Regions from separate parts of the Homo sapiens genome. Here region 2 is linked to region 1. The links are chromatin loops, found by intact Hi-C in ENCODE. Cell type or tissue: mammary epithelial cell. All regions are shown on one strand. Region 1 overlaps PTPRG (protein tyrosine phosphatase receptor type G). Region 2 overlaps PTPRG (protein tyrosine phosphatase receptor type G).

The links. Peaks named below come from ENCODE experiments on the same cell type or tissue, not always from the same donor. Only the 100,000 strongest peaks of a DNase experiment are listed, where the experiment ranks them.
Region 2: it touches region 1 in a loop (2.2-fold over the local background); 1 of 110 quality-filtered maps calls a loop at or near these places.

What each region holds. Positions count from the first base shown.
Region 1 is chr3:61,965,368-61,967,867 of GRCh38, reverse strand. All of the region lies in intron 2 of PTPRG (protein tyrosine phosphatase receptor type G), which reads right to left. Among named protein-coding and RNA genes, the nearest start is that of PTPRG-AS1, 350 kb to the left of the region's middle. In mammary epithelial cell, no CTCF peak of the experiment used is centred here; a DNase peak (open chromatin) is centred at 1,477.
Region 2 is chr3:61,700,020-61,702,519 of GRCh38, reverse strand. The region is part of intron 1 of PTPRG (protein tyrosine phosphatase receptor type G); the gene reads right to left. Among named protein-coding and RNA genes, the nearest start is that of PTPRG, 140 kb to the right of the region's middle. RefSeq lists enhancers at 461-1,355, 2,251-2,500. In mammary epithelial cell, no CTCF peak of the experiment used is centred here; a DNase peak (open chromatin) is centred at 1,289; H3K27ac peaks cover 48 bases.

The sequences.
Region 1 (2,500 bases):
CATATTCACAAACGCACACACAAGCTTTTGTTTATATATACATCTTTAAAAACATCCATTCACTTTGACCCAGAAATTCCACTTAAAATGTTTTACTGCAACAATAGTAAAGATAGACACAGCTGTCTTAACCAACAAGGAAAGCCTTTGTTCAAATTAGCCAAATTTATAATCAGTGTTCAGTGGCAGTTACATGCACTAAATTTGGAAGAATGTCACTCATTTCTAATCAGAACACCATGATTATAAATTATTATGCCATTAGCCCTTTTCTGCTTTTAACTATATACCTTTCCTTCCCAGTAAGGGAATGAATTTAGACATCTAAAATGCAGTTAATATAAGTCTTAGGGTTTTGATGCATTACTAACATTTGAAATGAGGCGTGAGACCATTCCTATGGTGGGTTAATATTTCTTACTACTTCTGACAAGTAGAATGGAGATTAAGGAGTTGAAAAAGGTGAGATGAACTGAAGGTCTTGCTGATAAAATGAGTAATAATAAAATGTTTCTAATGGAGGTTTTTAACATTCGACTCTGCCTAGTTTGTTAAAAAAGCCTTTATAGTTCAATGCAAGAGATCAAATCACAATCAGAGGCCCCCACTGACAGACCCATCTCCCAACCAGATGTGCGGACAAAGATAAGGCCTGTGATAACTGCAATAGGCCCTATGTGTGATCTCATAATGGTCCAGGTCAGGCCTAGACTTTGTATTCCATTTTCAAACTTGAGCAGAAGTGTCACTTATTCAAGAAGTTTTCCTTGAGCCCACCATTCCAGATTAGTTTACTTTGTCATACACTTCAGAAAACCAGGTTTTCTCTGGGAGCACCAATCTGAGTTTCACTGATCCACTAGAAAGAAATTAAGCCAATGCTGTTTGTGACAAGTCCTGCTTCTCACAAGCCCAACTTTAAGTTTTATGGCAGAAATGGCTAGGAGAAAACTTCGGCCAAAGTGGCCTTAATAAACATACAAGCTAAGCAAAAACAAAGTGGCCTTAATAAATGTACAAGCTAAGCAGAAACAAAGTGCTTGCTATGCCAGTGTTGATTCAAGACAAATCCAACTAGATCCGCTTCTACCCACTCTGCAGTGGCAGAATCTTATATAGAAATTCTAGAGCCACCTGTCTATTTGGCTTCCCATTGTTCCCACAGAGTGTAGCAAAAAGTACTGGCATATAATAAACACCCAGCAAATCATTCTTGAATAAGGAAAGTGAGAAAAAAAAAACACGAATGAATGAAAACTAAGTCAGTGGGTCCTAGTCATCTTTACATGTTTTGCATGTTATTGAAGAGGAATTATAAATCCTGAATCCCTATCACATAGTTCTACCTGGGCCACCAGAAGGCAACCTCACATCAGCACACCCCATTGTAAAACAATGGTATGGTTCACAACCTATCAACATTCCATCTGAATGAACATTCCATCAGGACAGAGCCATACTTGGCCTTCTTGACATTCCCCATTCCCCACTCATCAGGATAACTCACTCACAGCCACATCTCAGGTGTCTCAAGTAATGTCTCATCTCCACATTGCTAGAGGCCACCTGTATCAGTGTTGCCTGCTGTGCACACAAGTAATTAACTTATAATACTCCACTGGCGCTGACACATTCCACAGCATCAAAAATTTCGCCAGCAGATAGTTAAGCATGCGAGATGATTCCTTAGTTAAACTCGATAACCAAATATCACATGTAAATGTCAGTCAATATGGAAGACCTTGTTGACATGCAAGTCACATATTCAGGGCGGAGGTATAGTAGCTATGGTTAAACCTCCTTCTTTTGAAATCTACTAATCTGGATTCTGTGGTAATGCAGATGGAGCTAGAATAGATTTGTTTTTGCCATGAAAGAAAAGTTTGCTTTGAGAGTCCTGAAAACAAAACTGCACGGGTCAGATCTGACTAGATGACAAGTTCAATAAAGAAAGAAATCATGCATAGCACAGTGATAAAGACCATGAATCCTAGAACCAGACCACAGAATCCCACTTTTGCCACTTGGCATGTAAGTGGTCCTGGGCAAGTTACCTAAACTCTTCATCTGTTTCCTTGTTTACAAAATGAGAATAATTGCAGCACCTAACTCTTAGAATTACATGAGGTGAAATGCTTAGTGTCTTGCAAATAGTGAGCATGTTACGTGTTAAATATTAGCCATTATTATTGCCCAATGCTAAACACACAGTTGGACCACAATAAATACTTGTAGAAGAATGAATGAATGAATGAGCATACCCAAAGCTATTTTTGCAAGTGCTTTAGAAGAACACTCTTGAACAACTCACACATTTTCTGCTCATTAAAGTAAGTCCACCCTAAGGGTTTAAGCTTAACTTTTTTTTTTTTTTTTTTTTGAGACGGAGTCTTGCTCTGTCACCCAGGCTGGAGTGCTATGGCGTGATCTTGGCTCACTGCAACCTCCACCTCCTGGGTTCAAGCCATTCTCCTGCCTCAGGCTCCCCAGTAGCTGGGAT
Region 2 (2,500 bases), 270 kb after region 1:
TATAAACGTTTTAACTCAAACTAAATTTTTTTAATTGTTTAATGAAAAGTTTTGTAAAAATGTAACTCTCCCTAAGAGGGACTTACAGTCAGTTACTTTATTTCCTGGGCCTCAAAATCCTCTTCTCTAAAATGAAGAAAGTAACAGTTCCTATTCTCAGCATGTTAGGGTCAATATTTTAAAAGGTAAGGATGGGTAAAGTCTTAGCAGGATGCATCAAAGCACACAGGCTACTATTCATGGCCAGACGCGGTGGCTCACGCCTGTAATCCCAGCACTTTGGGAGGCCGAGGTGGGTAGATCACTTGAGGCCAGCAGTTCAAGAACAGCCTGGCCAACATGGCAAAACCCTGTCTCTCCTAAAAATACAAACATTATCCAGGTGTGGTGGTGCTCGCCTATACTCCTAGCTACCCCAGAGGCTGAGGCAGGAGAATCACTTGAACCCAGAAGGCTGAGGTTGCAGTGAGCCGAGATCGCGCCACTGCACTCCAGCCTGGGCAACAGAGTGAGACCCTGTCTCAAAAAATAAAGAAAAGAAAGCACACAGGCTACTTTTTTCCTTTTTTCTTTCCTTCCTTCCTCCTTCCTCCCTCTCCTTCCTCTTTCTCTTCCCTCTCTCTCTCTTTTTTAGACAGGGCTTGGCTCTGTCACCCAGGCTGAGTACAGTGGCACTCCCTTCAGTCTCGACCTCCTGGGGGCTCAACTGATCCTCCCACCTCAGCTTCCTGAGTAGCTCAGATGACAGTCACGTGACACGACACCTGGATAATTTTTTTATTTTTAGTAGAGGTGAGGTTTCGCCATGTTGCCAGGCTGGTCCTGAACTCTTGGGCTCAAGGGATCCACCCACCTTGGCCTCCCAAACTACTGGGATCACAGGTGTGAGCCACTGTGCCCAGCCTTCAATTATTTCTATCACCATCATTATTATAACAATTGTTAGAAATGTTTCTGCACTCACTTCTTTTCATTATTATACTGTAGAAAAATTAGTCACTAAATATGGGTTTTTTCCTCTTCTGCCTTTATGCAAAAAGTTTTCAAATATTACTATTATAATCATATGAAAGTAGAGATGAAACATAAATAAGAAAATGTGACCCGAGCCTCCTCAAACTCATAGCTACCAGAGATCTGAAAATTAAACAGCACTAGCCCAGCAGCATCCTGTGCCTTGCATCCAACATGATATTGAGGAGTTGTCAGATACCTTGTTAGCAGTGGGTGCAAATGTGAGAAGTATCACACAGCTATTCTGCATGTTCTGACAAGACCATGAGGAAACACAGTCCCCAAAGAATCAGAGAGCTCAGCATGCAACCTAATTAATCACCACAGGAAAAAGCCCATATGGTGTGATGGTGGACTACTCCGTGAAAACACAAGAAGAAATATGCAGCTAGCCTTAAACAGAACAAAGGGGCAAGCAAGGAGGGCAGGGAGATTGAGGGCAACTATTAAAGCTCCCACTGCATAGGTTTCCAGAAAACCAGGAGTCTTTCCCTCCTAGACTGTCTTCACTTCCTTGCTAGTTGCTGGGATTCCTTACATGATAGGGCCTTTTGACCCGGATAGGGGCAAAGCTTACAGGTGTAGCTTTAATGACAGGGATGCACATTTGTTTCTATCAGAGTGGGTAGGATGTTTTACATGTATTTCCTGTGTAGTATAAAAGTAACAGATGTAATAAATGGGAAAGGGATGTATACCCAGAATGAAAATGACAGAGCTGAACATGAGTGTGAAAAAAATAGGGGAATTTTTCCTTCTACATTCAGAAGAGAAAACCCAAAATGTGAATATTCTGGAACAAGGCTAAAATTGTTTCCTTGACATTGCTGTTGTTTTTGAGAAGCCCTGGAGTTGAGCCTCCCAAAACAGTCAAGTTCACTTCACCATCTTCCAAATACATACTCATATCTTCACTGAAGTATCACGGCTGGAAGAGGTAAATTAAACAGAAATATGTTATAATGGGTAATAAAAGTAGGCAACCAGGGAATTCACTGAGCCCAATTTAGTTATAAATTTCCTTTAAAGTTAAGCTAAATATAAAGAAAAGGCAATTAGGTACAAGCTTTTAGTACTGTGCTGAATTACTTTAATATTCATTTCTATCTAGTCAGGACTGTGAGAAATCTTACTGTGGAACATTCTCAGCTTATTTGCAGCTTTATCCCCCAATCTATTTACTTGCAGGTATCAAAGAAGAAAACAGATCTGGATGAAATAATTTTGCCTTTATGAGAAAAATCTCACATATATAGGTTCATATGAGGATCCCACAGCATCGTTCTAGCAATGTGAGAGTTGACTTATTTCTTGGTTGAAAAGCCAAGTTTTAGCAGCATATGGCAATCCTTAGGGGGTACAGAGAAGAATAAGGAGACTTTGGGCATGAAACCTCCTCAGATTTTCAGAGCCACCCATTTACTATATAAGGATCAATTCCAAGAGGACCACACAGACCCCCTCACCACTGCCAAGAACCCAGAAT